Linked DNA regions of Homo sapiens: region 1 is linked to region 2. A link is an interaction called in ENCODE POLR2A ChIA-PET data of the cell type or tissue named here. Cell type or tissue: A673. All regions are shown on one strand. Each heading gives the region's core, and the rest is flanking DNA. Links, peaks and the distances in the headings are about the cores only.

What was found. Peaks named below come from ENCODE experiments on the same cell type or tissue, not always from the same donor. Only the 100,000 strongest peaks of a DNase experiment are listed, where the experiment ranks them.
Region 1: POLR2A ChIA-PET joins it to region 2 with 16 read pairs; 2 of 35 experiments call an interaction of 5 or more read pairs at or near these places.

The regions. Positions count from the first base shown.
Region 1 is chr1:110,449,250-110,457,570 of GRCh38, forward strand. It overlaps PROK1 (prokineticin 1), which reads left to right and starts at 1,900. Exons shown (of 3, transcript NM_032414.3): 1 at 1,900-2,039; 2 at 4,712-4,837; 3 at 6,983-8,109. The coding sequence starts at 1,968. The coding sequence ends at 7,102. In A673, for the core only: no CTCF peak of the experiment used is centred there; no DNase peak of the experiment used is centred there; H3K27me3 peaks cover 4,469 bases.
Region 2 is chr1:110,040,688-110,049,017 of GRCh38, forward strand. STRIP1 (striatin interacting protein 1) reads left to right here. Exons shown (of 21, transcript NM_033088.4): 6 at 1-16; 7 at 849-955; 8 at 1,047-1,174; 9 at 2,401-2,583; 10 at 2,952-3,169; 11 at 4,153-4,218; 12 at 4,328-4,391; 13 at 5,993-6,064; 14 at 6,855-6,929; 15 at 7,085-7,182. Among named protein-coding and RNA genes, the nearest start is that of STRIP1, 10 kb to the left of the region's middle. In A673, for the core only: no CTCF peak of the experiment used is centred there; no DNase peak of the experiment used is centred there.

The DNA.
Region 1 (8,321 bases), core at 322-8,321, 410 kb after region 2:
CCCAGGCTGGAGTGCAGTGGCGCGATCTCGGCTCACTGCAACCTCTGCCTCCCAGGTTCAAGTGATTCTCTTGCCTCAGCCTCCCGAGTAGCTGGGATTACAGGCGTGAGCCACCACAGCTGGCTAATTTTTATATTTTTACTAGAGATGGGGTTTCACCATGTTGACCAGGCTGGTCTCGAACTCCTGACCTCAAGTGATCCGCCTGCCTCTACCTTCTAAGTGCTGGGATTACAAGCATGAGCCACTGCGCCTGGCCTTCCTTTTTAACAGTGCTCAACACAACTGGCCATTTTATTACAAATCTGTTTATTTGTCTATTACCCGTCTCCTTGACTATAGTCAAAATTACATGAGGACAGGGTTTTGTTTTGTTCACTGCTATATTCCCAGTGCCAAGAACAGTGTCTTCTATACAGTAGGCTCTCAATAAATATAGTCAATGAATAAATAAATAGATGAATACTCGCAAAATCGTATGATGTAAATGCTATTCTTATCCCATGTTATAGATAGGAAAACTGAGGCTTGGAGAGATTAGCAATATTTTCAAGGTCATGAAGCCATCGATCTGAATCAAAGCATCTGCCTCTGGGGGCTTAGCTCCCAGCTCCCGTGCTAGTTAACCTTCCTCTCTGCACTCATAAATGCCTATCAGCGTTTCAATGTGGAAACCCTAGACCCCTGTGACATTTGATAAGAAAGGTTTTGTGGATGAATCTGCTTGTGAAATACTACAAACTGCATTTCCCACTTGGTGTTTCAAACACTTATTAGCATATGAAAGGCCCTGAAAAGTTCTGCAAAAAACAAGCCGGTTTGTGTTTCCCAAATTTTTGACTGTAGAAGTCTTTTATTTGTTTATTTGTGTATTAACATATTGCAACACATACCTTGGGAAATGTTGGCTTTTATTACTGTGGAGAGAAGGCAGATCATCTGACAAAGCACTGGGAGCTCTCTCTGGGTCGTATGACACAGAGAGGGCTGGGGTCAGGGGCTTCCCTCACAGGCGGAGGGGCCATCCCGAAAGTCAACTTCCCACCAGACTGGCATCTGAGACCACCGTGTTTATACACTCACGGATAAGGCCACTCTCATGCTCACCCCTAAAACTGGAAGGCCAGTGGTGTGGCTCTGGTACCTTTCAGCCACAGCCCATACCAGCTCGGCTCTGCAGGGTACTGAGAGAGTGTGTGCCCTGTATGTTTGCTGGCTTTCTGCCCTTGGGTCATTGTACCAAGGGACACTTGCTGGTGTTCATCCTGAGCCCATGAGAGAGCAAATCCTTATGTGTGTGTCACTTAGGAACATCAGCCCCACAAGTCTGGTCTTTTTTTCCTCACTGTCTTATGGCTCCTCACTATAATTTTAACCTTTTAGAGAAATAAGGATACCACCTCACCCTCTTCTGTCTTCTCAGCTACCTCTGTGTTGAGCCCATGGTAAATGCCTAGATAAGTCTTGGTGTGAGTGAGAGGGAACCAATAATCTTGTATGTTGCATAGTTTGGTGCAGGGAAGCATAAATGGTGATGTTGCAAATCCCTTAATTCATTACCAGAGGCTTTCCTCTGCCCCAAGTAGGATAGAAGGATACCCAGAGGCAGAAAAGAACATTGAGTGAAATATACATAACTGTCTGAATCACTGCGTTCTTGGGAGAGTTAGAGCAACCGTCAAAGCCCCCCAAGTATCCATTTTTATTGGTTTTGATGTTGATTTGATGTTGTTAGAGATTCAGGTCTCATCTTCGCTTCTGAGATCATCTGAGTAACATCGGTGTTGGAGAAGGGAAGAGCAGAGATGAGGCATCCACAGGCAGCCCTGGATCCTGAGTGTAAACATCTGGGAGGAGGCGGGGGATGCAGGAGAGCCTGGCCTCCCCAGCTTGCCAGGCACAAGGCTGAGCGGGAGGAAGCGAGAGGCATCTAAGCAGGCAGTGTTTTGCCTTCACCCCAAGTGACCATGAGAGGTGCCACGCGAGTCTCAATCATGCTCCTCCTAGTAACTGTGTCTGACTGTGCTGTGATCACAGGGGTAAGTCGCCTAACATTCTCTGTGCCTTGGGTTTTGGGAAGATGTCAGGGTCTGCACGGGTTGTGAGCCCAGGAACCATGCAGGAGGCTCTGTTGGCTCAACACAGTGTGAACCAAAGGGAATGGGGAATTATGCATTAAAGGGATTGCATGCGATTTTCAGACTAGTTAGACCTCACTCTACTAAATGGGATCTGCTTTTGAGAAGCTGTGTATGAATCAAATCCTGTTTTCAATGTGTTAGCAGAGCATTGAACATTTTGAAGTTCAGTCCTTTGGTAAAGTGAAGATTCCTATTAAGTAATAAGGAATTCCTTTATAAAGTGGATTGGCAAACCTTAACTTATCTTTTGTGTGAATTTTAATTTTTATTTATGGTCTGATTCACATATTAATATTAATATTAATTTACATAGCATGTTGACTTAATTAAAGGCAGTAAGCTTAATTAAAGGTGGTAAGCTTATAAACTTCTATTGTATAAACTTAACCTCCGCTTAGAAAGGATATCTTTGAAACTCTTTCACTCTGTGCCTGCCTAGTTAGTTCTGAGAGGAATATGGGTGCCACTAACATTCAGCTGAGTGTACCCCAAAGCAAGCATCCAGATAACAAGTAGATATCCAGTCTCGAAGCAGAGAAGCAAAGGTTCAGCATATGGGCACTGTACAATTGGTTCAAAATATTCAGATCATGGTTTTCTCTCGGAAGTTTGCTTTTACCTCAAACCACCTTCAAATAGGGGCACATGATGTGTTATGGTAGCAGGACCATTCTTACTGAAGCAGAAAGCAATGCTGTACCTGAGAGCTTTCCATATAAAATCCACTGGAAGAAAAAGGTCGGGGAAGCAGGGAAACTAACTTTTAGTTCAGCCTCCACCAGCTTTTTACATGGATAGTGGAAATGTAGAGAAATGCCAAACAATTCCTGGAATTGGGTTAATTTTACCATTCACAGAAAGGACAAATTCTTTCTTTTCTCTTTTAAAGGAAAAACACTGAGTTCAAAAGAACAAATATTAAAGGCGAGTCAAATGCTTTTGAGATCCAAAGCAAAAATAAAAATAATTGTGAAGGCAGAATTATACCTAATGAAGTGTTTACACTGTAGGCTGCCCTTCTATGGGGTAGCTTGAAAATCTGGGAGGGCAAGAACAATGGAGAGAAGCCCCGGCTGCTGCGCGGTGAGGGCAGGAGCAGCGTGGTTGGCCTGGATGCCAGGCTTGCCTCACCACCCGTGCCAGCTCCAGCACTGGCCCAGAGTGACAGCAGGGCAGGCAGATCTGAGAGCGGCAGGCAAACATTTTCACGGTGAAAAGCACAATAGAGAGCACTTTTCCCTAGGTGAGGGAAACCCAGGAAAGACAGGTGAGTGGTGAGAACAGGGCAGTAAGGGGAAGTCAGGAACCCCCAGGCTCCCCACATCCTCCATGTCCTGCTGGTGTCCCACTTCTGATTTTCAGCAGGAGCCCAGGCTCCACCACCTCTACACTCCCCTGCTCCCTGGACTGTAACTGTCCCCACATCCAAGGCTTTATGATCCTTCTTCCAAGAGTGGGACAGTGATGCCCCACCTCTATGGGAGAAGAAGAGTCGACTGGGGTTTCCTTTACCCCAACCCCAAGCTTTTGTGGCCTGGCTGGGTGTGAGACGTGCCCTTGCTGGGCTGGAGACAGGCACAGCTGGGTGCCCACCACCCGTAACTCCTCTGCATGATCTGTGGAGCTGACATCCACTCTTTCCCTCTTGGGTCTGAGCAAGTAGGAGGCTTCCAGGTCCTGCCACGTCCCACACAGCAGCCTGAAGGTGCCCATAGGCTTTTATTGGAGAAGAGTGATCCAAAACCCAGCTTTGCATTTCAGCTCAGAAAAGCCACATAGCATCTCTGAGAATGGCAAGTGTGGATGCTTCTTCAGCAGGTCCCCACCTGAGTCTGGAGCAGTTAAGAGTTCTGTCTTCCCCGGCTCTGGCTTTTATTTAACGTGGGCTCATGTTAAATGTGAGCTTATTTAATGTGGCCTTCTTTACAAATGGTACCTTCCCCAAACCAGGCAGGGCCGCTCAGCTCCTGTTCTGCGATCCTCTCTGGGAATCATGGAAGTCAGTAGAGAAACCCTGGGAGAGGCACCTGTTCACTGGGGTGCTGGCCCCTCTGCTGAGGCTGGGCCACTTGAGGGCCAGGATGGGGGTGCCTCCATGCAGAGGGGAGGGACTGACCACAGTGCAGAGTCAGGGCTGGAGACTCCTGGTCCAAGGCAGCTCAGTACTGACCACCAAGGAATTTGGGCCATCAGGGTCCCTCCCACCTCTGAGAATTCTAATTAATTCAATTCCACCAGCATCCACTGAGCATCTACTTAGCCCTAGAAAAGCTATGCCTTCTAACCTCCAGCCTTGTCAGAAAAGGAGGACTGTCTTCCTTCTGAGTGGCCTCCAGGAGCTTGGAAGTTTCCTCAGATCCAGATCCAATGCCCCCCTGAGCCCTGAGCCTCCCCACGAGGGGAGCAAGGCAATAAAGTGTGGCCCAGGGTGTTCTGTTAGGCTAAGGCCGGGGGTGATACTCTCAGCCTCTTCTTGCTCCATCCTGATAAGGGCTTTTTGGATCTACCCTTCCCTTCTGCTTTCTCTTGGGTGCACTAATGAACTGTTCCCTTCTCTCTCCCTCCTACAGGCCTGTGAGCGGGATGTCCAGTGTGGGGCAGGCACCTGCTGTGCCATCAGCCTGTGGCTTCGAGGGCTGCGGATGTGCACCCCGCTGGGGCGGGAAGGCGAGGAGTGCCACCCCGGCAGCCACAAGGTACTCTGCAGACACTGCATAGGTGCACATATGTGGGTGGGCCATGCGGGGAGCAGAGGGTGATGTCCTGGGGCCTTGCTCTAGCTAGGAAGGCTAGAGAGGCTGGCTCCAGAGAGGCAGTCTAGGGAGGCTGTGGCTCCAGAGGACTTCACCCTCCTCTGATAGCTGATCCAGCCCTGATCCAGCCCCTGAATGTCCAAGGGGAAGCAGAAGGCTATGGGGTTGCTGTGCCCCTGCCATCAACAGGCATCCACCTTACTTAGTGCCCTGCAGATGACACATTTGTACATTTATTTGTACAGGGCCTGACATAATTCATCTACAAACTTCTAGCACAGGTTGGAGAACCACTGATCTTTATTTGATCCTCACTGCAACCCTGGGCAATGCTGAGGAAACTGACATACAGCAAAGTCATGTGACTTGCTCAAGGCACACAACCAATGAGACAGAGCTGGGACTGGAACTGCAGTTTTCCGATGCCACCTCTAGTCATACCTCACTGATGTTGGGCACTGCCTCCTTGTTTTTGGGGGGCAGCCTCAGGTGGAGGGGTGCCACTGATCTTATAGGCTGTTAAACAAGCTGGGCATTCCCAGCCCCTAATTTGCTGTGTGGACTTGGGCAAACTACCTCACCTGCTCTCAGGCCACACTTATATGATGAGTGGAGCAAACTCACTACCTCTAATGTCCCTTATGGATCTGATGAATTCAGATTTGGGAAGGATCTCACATGCCCTTTGCTCTGTAAGAACTTCCCTTCAGGGACACAAAAGTAGACCCACAAAATCGCCTTCCACACCTGGTCAGGCCTACAGTGAGGCAAGTGAGGTGCCCACTTTAAGAAGTCACTCTCTCTTGTGGCCTAAGTACATAGCTCCTGCCTTGCTCCCACTCCTTGACCTCCAGCTCCCAGTCCAGAGTCCTCTGGAGCCACAGCATCCCTGCTGCTCTCCCTCTCTGGAGCCACTTTACCACACTTTACCAGTTAACCAGTGAAGCTCCCAATTCCCACAGCTTTTTCATTAAAATGCAAATGGTGGTGGTTCAATCTAGTCTGACATTGACATATTAGAAGGCAATTAGGGCATTTCCACAGGCTCTCAGGTGACTTGCTTTCCTCCCTGGGCCTTGCCCCTCTCCCTACATGTACCCCTCTGTCTGAATTAGACATTCCTGAACACAGGCTTTCAGGCTTACCAGCTGTCTTCCACCTGGACTCAGGCATGTTTCCTGCTCTTCGGGGACTTGCCTGCACCCCGGCTCGGTGCTCATCTCTAGGCACGGAGCGTCCTCCAGCGGTTTCTCTCCCAATCACAGCCCCTGTCCAACCTCCTGTCCCAGGACGAAGAGGGGCTAGGGAGTGGTGAACGAGTCAGGACAATGTGGCAGTCCTTGTAACCTTGGGGAATGTGAGGTGGTTCAGCTCCAGATCCATATTCCCAATACAGACAACAGTGATAAAAAAACTAATGCTGAGTGCTTCCTGTATGCCACCCTTCATACTGGGTGCTTTTTGTTATTTTAACCTCTTTATAACCACATGTGGTAGGTGCTATTATTAAACCATTTTACAAATGATAAAGCTGAGGCACAGAGAGGCCAAATGATTTGCTGATTATCACACAGCTGGGAAGCGGTAGACCTGGGATTTGAACCCAGGCAGTCTGACAATGGGCCCATGCTCCTAACTTCTCCCTGAGGATACCCCATTGGTTTAGCACTCCTCTAGGGTGTGAGTCAGGGCAGAGATGGTGGCTGTCCTATTCACGGCTGCACTTGCAGCACCCACCATGGTTTTGAGCCCATAATGGATGAGCAACAAACATTCAATCAATGGACATGTGTGTGCGTGTGTGTGTGTGTGTGCAGGCACATGTGTGCTGAGTCTCCAGAGCCAGGTAGCCTGGGTGCAAATCCTAGCTCCTCCACAAATTAGCTGTGTGATCTTGGCGTATTGCTTAGCCACACCGTACCTCGGTTTCCTCATCTCTAATTGCTATTATTGTTGTGCTAGGTGCAGTGGAGAAGTGGGCTAGGGTGTGGGGGTGAGACTTTTGCCAGTGCTGGGCTGAGCAGAGACTGCTGCCAGGAGGCCCACCTACCTCCCTTTGGTGAAGGTGTTGATTTCTTCTCTCCTTAGGTCCCCTTCTTCAGGAAACGCAAGCACCACACCTGTCCTTGCTTGCCCAACCTGCTGTGCTCCAGGTTCCCGGACGGCAGGTACCGCTGCTCCATGGACTTGAAGAACATCAATTTTTAGGCGCTTGCCTGGTCTCAGGATACCCACCATCCTTTTCCTGAGCACAGCCTGGATTTTTATTTCTGCCATGAAACCCAGCTCCCATGACTCTCCCAGTCCCTACACTGACTACCCTGATCTCTCTTGTCTAGTACGCACATATGCACACAGGCAGACATACCTCCCATCATGACATGGTCCCCAGGCTGGCCTGAGGATGTCACAGCTTGAGGCTGTGGTGTGAAAGGTGGCCAGCCTGGTTCTCTTCCCTGCTCAGGCTGCCAGAGAGGTGGTAAATGGCAGAAAGGACATTCCCCCTCCCCTCCCCAGGTGACCTGCTCTCTTTCCTGGGCCCTGCCCCTCTCCCCACATGTATCCCTCGGTCTGAATTAGACATTCCTGGGCACAGGCTCTTGGGTGCATTGCTCAGAGTCCCAGGTCCTGGCCTGACCCTCAGGCCCTTCACGTGAGGTCTGTGAGGACCAATTTGTGGGTAGTTCATCTTCCCTCGATTGGTTAACTCCTTAGTTTCAGACCACAGACTCAAGATTGGCTCTTCCCAGAGGGCAGCAGACAGTCACCCCAAGGCAGGTGTAGGGAGCCCAGGGAGGCCAATCAGCCCCCTGAAGACTCTGGTCCCAGTCAGCCTGTGGCTTGTGGCCTGTGACCTGTGACCTTCTGCCAGAATTGTCATGCCTCTGAGGCCCCCTCTTACCACACTTTACCAGTTAACCACTGAAGCCCCCAATTCCCACAGCTTTTCCATTAAAATGCAAATGGTGGTGGTTCAATCTAATCTGATATTGACATATTAGAAGGCAATTAGGGTGTTTCCTTAAACAACTCCTTTCCAAGGATCAGCCCTGAGAGCAGGTTGGTGACTTTGAGGAGGGCAGTCCTCTGTCCAGATTGGGGTGGGAGCAAGGGACAGGGAGCAGGGCAGGGGCTGAAAGGGGCACTGATTCAGACCAGGGAGGCAACTACACACCAACCTGCTGGCTTTAGAATAAAAGCACCAACTGAACTGAGATGTGTGGTGTGGTATTCCTGCTGTCGGTTTCAGCCAGGGCCTATGCCTCTGTGGCAACCTGGGGAGGAAGGCAAGGACCAGGTTGTGTCCAGGTTGGGGAGGGGTGTGACTGGTGTTCCTCCCTTCCCCAACCCGGCCAGGGTCTCTTTTTCGGAGAGAGTGGATTTCAGGGTCTTTTTGAAGAAAGGATAAGAGGCAGCCTCGTGGGCT
Region 2 (8,330 bases), core at 232-8,231:
ACAGCACAGACCTCAGGTGAGGCGAGCAGCAAGCCTGGGCTCCTGAGCGTTAGTCAGAGATGAGATCAGAGCAGGGTGTGGGAGGCTGTCTGTGGGTGTCATTGCTGTGTGTGCTTCTGTACACATCATCTGCATGTGTGATGGGCTCAGTGTGAATGATTAGTAGGAACTGCTGAGGGCTCGTCCTAGGTGGGACTCTGGGTTGAGACTCCCAAAGGCAATCCAGGGTCAAGTGACTTACTAGAGCCACAGCTAAGTGTGGCCTCCTACTCACACTGTTACTCAGGACCTGGTCGTGGGGTATTTTGTATTTGGATGAAACACTTGATGGTGTTCCCTGGACTCCCACCTTCTTGTGTACACAGCTTGATGCTCATCTTCATTGGGTTAGACCTGACAGCTTCCTAATGTTTCATGGCTGCCCAGGAGCTCACAGCAACTGCTGACCACCAAGATCACCCCTCAGTTTTTGAGGGTTGAAATCTGGCTCTTTTTATGAATTTGGAAGTTTTTAGACTAGGTGGTTGTAGTGTTGCCTCCCGGGTGTTAGGATCCCTGGGCGTCACCTCTCAGCTCCTGCTTTCCATTTCCTCATCATAAACCCTGTTTTTGTTCTCACTGTGACCCTGTTCTGCTTTGACCCTACAGCTCGCTACCACCTCTGTGGTTTTTTTCTTTTCAGGAAGCTTAGGGTGGTAAATGCTTTTGGCCATTCTTGTTCATACTCATTTATTCAGATACCATTTATTAATAGTAAGCCCCTGCTTTGTGTAAGCACTTTGTTAGACACTAGGGTGCTCCTTTGACCCCCCCATCCCACTCCATTGTGAGCTGGCTCTTGTCCTCAGGGTCCTGCTCAACATCATGTACCTGATAGTGGAGACCGTTCATCAGGAGTGTGAGGGTGACAAGGCTGAGTGGAGGACCATGCGGCAGACCTTCAGAGCCGAGCTGGGTAGGACCCTGGGGATCCTCTCTAGAGGCCCTGCCTGGAAGCTGAGGCGGAAGGCTTTGGGAGGGTCCTGATACCTTTGTGTCACCTCCAGGCTCCCCGCTGTACAACAATGAGCCATTTGCCATCATGCTGTTTGGGATGGTGACCAAATTTTGCAGTGGTCACGCCCCTCACTTTCCCATGAAGAAAGTTCTCTTGCTGCTCTGGAAGACAGTATTGGTGAGCACCTCCTTGGAGGAGGAGAACGGTGCTATGGGATGGGCAGTAGGGAGACTGTTCCTTGAATATCCTTTTGAATATTGAATTATGTGACTGTAAAACTGCTTTGGTAAAAAAAATTATTTAAAAAGCTGCTAAAAGGAGATGACAAAAGAAGGGCCACTATTGTCCCATTGCAGCCAACGAGGACATAGGCCTTGAGTCAGAGTAGGCTGTTGGCTCTCTGACCCCGGAAGCTGTTTTCTGTCATAGAACAGCTCTCCCCCAGACAAGTTGCCTCTCAGCAAGCAGCTCTGGACCTGGAGTTTGTAAAGGGATTTGAGGCAAAGTTACAGCTGATGTAATTGGGGCCCTGGTTGGATATCACTTAAAGGGGCAAGAGTGAGCCCTGAGCCAGCCTCCATTTTCTTCAGGGTATGGTGTCAGCCCGACTCTGTGTCTAGGTAGGGAGGGACTGGGTGCCAGAGTGGGCCGTCCAGCACACTGGGCTTGGAGCGTTGTTAGCAGCCAGGCCATGCCAGGAGGCCTTCCCAGGAGGAGTGACATGGGGAGGCGGTGGAGGTGAGTTGGGCCTCTGCTACACTGGGGCTCATCCTTCCTTTCAGAATGGGTCAACTCTGGAGCCAGGGCTCAGTAAGTATAGGATTTCTTAAAAGTCATTGACACATTTTATCTTGGCCACACATTCTGTTCTTCATAAAGCCTTGCTAAGGCTAGAGAGGAAAGCTGAATTGCTCAGAAACAGTAAAACTAAGCAGTCTAAAGCTGGATGTTGCTGGCGTTTCTGCTTCTTGGGAGATGTTTAGATGAAGCTTTTTTTCTTCTTCTAAAGTTGAGCAACCAACAGTATTTCTAATTTGACTTTGAAAGACTTGCATGTACAACTTGTGAAACATGAGTCTCACCAACTTTTCTAGGAACTTGCAGGGTTAGGCTCTTTGCTTCTTTTTAAATTGAAGAGTATGTCATAGGTGCAGAGTTAGTGTATCTGCACTAGGGTCAGTCAGCCTGCATCTCCACTCTTTCCTTGTTCCTTTTTCTCCTTTCCCTTGCGGATGTCACGGAATTCTCCTTGGGAGTGGCTTCAGTCCATTGTTCAGGAGTTGCCTGGGTCTCTATAAAGACATGGGTCATGATGTCATGAATGTTTCTGAGCCTGACACAATGGTCAGGGGCCAGCCTGTGGACACATTGACCCTGGCTCTGCTTCCCTGTCTGTGATGCAGTGCACGCTAGGCGGCTTTGAGGAGCTGCAGAGCATGAAGGCTGAGAAGCGCAGCATCCTGGGCCTCCCCCCGCTTCCTGAGGACAGCATCAAAGTGATTCGCAACATGAGAGCAGCCTCTCCACCAGCATCTGCTTCAGACTTGATTGAGCAGCAGCAGAAACGGGGCCGCCGAGAGCACAAGGTGAGGACGACAGAGGTCCCTGTGACTCCTGAGGGCCCTCAAGGTGCATGCTTGCAGCAGCACAGTCCTTGGAGGAGCAGGGCTGCTGGAAATGATCTCTGATCAGCCAGTCAGAATCATGCCTCCACAGCGAGGATACTTTGTCCCCAGCTCTGGTCCAGTGTATGGTGAGTGCTCAGCACGTGGTGCTTTTGAGGGACTGGAGCAAGAAGTAGTTGATGGTTTGGCCCCCGTCTTGACTCCCACTGTGGTTTTTCCACTGTTCTTGCCTCTACTGGACACCTGTATGTGCTGTGTCTCCTCTGGCTGCACTTCCCTGGTCTGCGTCCTCAGTTGGCTCTTGTCTCATCTCCCTTCCCTGGTTTCAGGCTCTGATAAAGCAGGACAACCTAGATGCCTTCAACGAGCGGGATCCCTACAAGGCTGATGACTCTCGAGAAGAGGAAGAGGAGAATGATGATGACAACAGTCTGGAGGGGGAGACGTTTCCCCTGGAACGGGATGAAGTGATGCCTCCCCCGCTACAGCACCCACAGACTGACAGGCTGACTTGCCCCAAAGGGCTCCCGTGGGCTCCCAAGGTCAGGTGAGTCTCAGACCTCCAGAGCACTCATAGTTCCTGAGGCAGAGCCCTCACACCCTCAGGCCTGCCACCTGGCCTGTGTCACCATGTGTGGTCCTCTGCAGGGCAGGCTGACCGTGGCTCTGGGATGAGGCTCTCTTAAAGCACCCTGTGCTGTCCTGAGGGTCTCAGGGAGGCCGGCCTTGCTGGTCTCACACAACATGGCCCTCATGTGGCTACTGAGGCAGTAATTGGAGTTAGCTCTTGGTTAGATGTGCTAGTGAAGGGGGATAGGAAACAAATAAAAACAAAAGCATTTAAGCAAACATGTCTCCACCCATCCTGGGGTTGTGTATGGTTTTTAACAAAAATGATAGATTAAGGAAGAGTTTCTTTAGAGCCATAATGAAAATGTTTGAGATATATGTGGGTAAATCGATGGATGGGACGGTACCTGGAGATATATAAATGGTGTCTGTTTGATAGGCAGCAGCTTAAGAAATAGATGAACATGTGAGAGGATATAGAAGTCGCTTTCTTGATCCAGGTAAAGCCTCAGTTTTCAGTGATCTGTGAAGGGAATGCAAAACAGATCATCAGAAAATGCAAGGTATGCTGATTGTTTGGGATAGGAAAAGTGAGCTATATGAAAAATCAGTAGCCTATAGCTTTAATTGTTTAAAAGTTTTAATATTTAAGAAAGTCTGTTGACAAACTTGTTCATACTATCTGAATAAAGCATGTTTTTAAGTTTGATATATCCCTTTAATTTTATGAATAAACTAGTTAACATGTATTTCCAGGTTACTGATCCAGCAAAATTATAAGAAACATTAAAATTCTCTGAAAATTTCAGTTTTTTCCCTTTTTTCAAAGAGAAAAACAATTATAGGAGACTTCTCCTGGCTTCACAGTTTCTGGATGCTGTGTTTTTGTTAACTGTAACACTTTGAAATAGCATTTGCTAAAAACCTTTTTTCTTTCTCTCTTTTTTGGTGATGTGGCAGAGAGAAAGACATTGAGATGTTCCTTGAGTCCAGCCGCAGCAAATTTATAGGTTACACTCTAGGCAGGTGAGTAAAAGCCGAGTTCATTTTGCTGTTAGCTCTCCCGGCCTTTGGTGTTTGGGATCCCAGGTGATTTGATGTCGAGGCTCAACACAGGGCCTTCTTTATTCTCCAGTGACACGAACACAGTGGTGGGGCTGCCCAGGCCAATCCACGAAAGCATCAAGACTCTGAAACAGGTGAGTGGCTTTGGGTGAGCTTTTGGCTTGTTTGGTCCTAAGTGAGTAGAGTGAAACCAGCCTGTAGGGAGAAGCCTTTTAAGACTGTTGTCTGCCTGCAAGAACCTGGGGTAGAGGCCGGGGTGGACTTTGCAATAACCTTGCAAACAGTCTTTCGTAAGTTTTGCTTGTTTTATTATAAGTTTTACTTGTTTTAGCTGAGCTTTTGTTTGGGACTGACTGGGAAGTCTTTAAAGATTATATTACCTGACCACCGGGCACCAAGGCATGCACCTGTAGTCCCAGCTACTCAAGAGGTTGATGCAGGAGGATTGTTTGAGCACAGGAGATCAAGGCTACAGTGAGCTATGATCATGGTCCTGCACTCTAGCCTGGGCCACAGAGTGAGACCCGGATTCTTTAAAAAAAAAAAAAAAAAAAAAAAGGATTATATTACTTGACAGTTGTTGAAATTCTAAAGAGCTCAATAAATAGCCCTCCTTTTCCTTGCCCACGTTCTCAGGCGGTTGAAATAGAGGAGTAGGCAGATGGAGATTGTAATGCCAACTTTATAGCTCATAGAGCCATGGAGAATGAGGCTTAAGAACACAGCAGTAGTGTCCTAATACGTTGTTCCAGAATTAGGCAGAGTTACCTACCAGTCCCAGGCAGTGTGGGGAGGCTCTGCCAAGCTTGGTGGCGGGGAGGAGAAGAGAGCAGACTCTCAGCAGGCAGACAGGTTCTAAAGAGAAAAGAGAAGGGTGAGGACAAGTCCGCCCTGTGTCCCCTCCCATACTCTCCGATCAGAGAAGGGAGGAGTGAGTGTGTGGACGGGGCAGAGAGAGATGAGGGGTGTTTCGCAAACCCCTGTCCCTCCACACGGGAGAGAACATTAAGAGTGGGGAAGAGGCATCTCCCCTAACAGCTATCTGGAGTGAAACTGTTTTTATGTTTTTGAAATATATTTTTGGAATTTGTAGTACTAAGTGGTCTCTCTGCAGCTAGGCTTTTTGAGTACTTGATTTTGCTTTCAGTTTTTCTCCTGTTGCTGTAGCTATCTGAAAGGCCATTTCCCTCCTTTAATTTACTTTTTTCTTATCTACCATGGGCTTCTTACTGTAGTTGCAAGAGGAAGGGGCCCTTTTAGAAAAATATTTTGGGGCCAGGCATGGTGGCTCACGCCTATAATCCCAGCACTTTGAGAGGCCAAGGTGGGTGGATCACCTAAGGTCAGGAGTTCAAGACCAGCCTCACCAACATGGCAAAATCCCATCTCTACTAAAAATACAAAAATTAGCCAGGTGTGGTGGTGCACACCTGTAGTCCCAGCTACTTGGGAGGCTGGAGCAGGAAAATTGCTTGAACCTGGGAGGCGGAGGTGGCAGTGAGCCAAGATCATGCCACTGCACTCCAGTCTGGGCAACAGAGGAAGACTTCATCTCAAAAAAATAAAAATAAAAAATATCTGGGGTTTGGGATTTTAGCTAGGGATTTTTGTGGTGACTTAATCCTCTTTCAGAAGACTGTGTTTGAAGACAAATGTGTGGGGATTTTGCTAGAGTGCAGGGAGTTTGGCCAGAGAATGTTTTCCCCAGCCCTTCTTTTCCCATCTCTCCCACCAGCACAAGTACACGTCGATTGCAGAGGTCCAGGCACAGATGGAGGAGGAATACCTCCGCTCCCCTCTCTCAGGGGTAAGTTGGAGGTCCTCAGTCCGGGCGCGGTGGCTCACGCCTGTAATCCCAGCACTTTGGGAGGCCGAGGAGGGCAGATCATGAGGTCAGGAGATTGAGACCATCCTGGCTAACATGGTGAAACCCCGTCTCTACTAAAAAAAAAAAAATTAGCCAGCCGTGGTGGCGGGCGCCTGTAGTCCCAGCTATTCAGGAGGCTGAGGCAGAAGAATGACGTGAACCCGGGAGGCGGAGCTTGTAGTGAGCCGAGATAGCGCCACTGCACTCCAGCCTGGGCGACAGAGCGAGACCATCTCAAAAAAAAAAGTTAGAGGTCCTCTTCAGCCCCCGGGATCCCCAGCTCTTCCCAGGCATTGTGCTGGGATTAGACCACAAGGTTGCCCCAGGCCCTGCCCTCAAAGAGCTCCCAGTCCACCTCCCAGTGCACAGGCTGAGACACGTCTAGTGCAGGGTTAAGAATACAGACTGAGTCAGGAACCTGCCTCTGATGCCTGGGTCCACCACTTTATGGATGGCAACTTAGGCAAGTTACTGGGTCTCTCTATGCTTTATTTCCTTGTCTGTGAAATAGGAATAATAATACCTTTATAGGGTTATAATAATAAGGATGAACTGAGTTATTACAAGTAAAATGCTTGGCACATTGTTTGTGTTCAGGGTTTGCTGTTATCATCATTAACATCATTATGTACATCACTGTTTACAGGTTTTCCTCCAGCCAGCTAGGAAGCTGGCTCAGGAGATTGTATTCTGGGCTGGGGTTTTATGCTTGTACTCATTATGTTAAAAGGGAGAAGAAGAAGTTGAGCAAGTCCCTGCAGAAACCCTCTACCAAGGCTTGCTCCCCAGCCTGCCTCAGTATATGGTGAGTGGTGCCTGCAGTGGGACACTCCCACTACACTGGCCTTAGAGCAGGCCCTGCCGTCCTCCTGCCACCTGCAGACCAACAGGAGGACTGCTCAGAGCTTAATTTTGACCCTGGGCTCTCAGACCTGTGTCTGAATGGTCTACTCTTCCCAGATTGCCCTCCTGAAGATCCTGTTGGCTGCAGCACCCACCTCAAAAGCCAAAACAGACTCAATCAACATCCTAGCGGACGTCTTGCCTGAGGAGATGCCGTGAGTATCATTCTGTGAATGAAGCAGGTGGGGCAGAAGATAGATGGAGAAGGGCAAACATTTTCCTCTTGTCAGGTTGGTTGTTGTTGGCCCAGCTCTACAGGTTAAATGTAGGTATTTTTGACCCAAAAAAAGGAAACTACGAGATTAAAGAGTTTCACTGGTTGGGGAGATGGCTTGGTCCTGTTGGCCTGGATTCTAGTGTAGACTCTACCACTGAGCAAACTCCTGAGTGAATTGGGGAAAGTCATTTCCTCCTCTGTAAAATGAATGGGGCCACCCTGGACATTTCCCCAAAGCCCCACTCTCCAGCTGTGATTGAGACACCCAGGATGAGGAGGGTTAGTTTGTAGACAGCTTGCCAGCAACAGCTGAACCTGTGCCAGGTATAGAGACATCCCTTTTCGCCAGTGATTGGGCACGCAGAATGCTGGCAAATGTCTCAGGGCGATAGAGTGAGATTCTTCAGAGCTCTTCTGCCCTGTGCCCTGTACTTGTCTTTCATGTGAGAGTCCAGATTGAGATCATGTTCTACTTTGAGAAGGACCTGGACCTTGACCTGATCTTCTGCCTGCCTGGGCCACCAGCCCTGAGCCCAGCTCCTGGGTGGCTGTGGCCCCGGAGTATGGCAGTGATGGCCGGCTGAGGGAGGAGGCAGGGGTTGGCTAACACCAGAGGGAGGATCACAGAACACTAGGCCATCATGTGATGGTCCTTGGAAAAAAGGTTCTAGAGTCAAATACTGTATATTTGATTCATGGATTTCTCTTATAAGGAGGAATTCCTCTTACAAAGATGTACAATGAGAAGTCCTGAATTAAGAAACCAATGTAACTCAGTGCTTCCTAAATTTATCTTACTCCAAAACCCTTTTTTTCCATGACATGAAACTTGCCAATATCCTGGTATTCCACAGAACACATTTGGAGAACTCAGGTTAATATGGCAGCAGAAGCTTAGGGGAGATCTTGGAAAGGAGAAGAAGTTCATTTTTGGAGGAAAGGCAGAGAAACAGACTGAGAATGTATTTGAGGGCATCATGGGGAAGAAATAAATTGTGCGAGGCTACATTGCTTGGGAGGTGGATGGGGGAGCCCTCGGCTGACTTCTGAGATGTCCTTGGGGTGAGTGGGGAGGTAGGAGTCTTT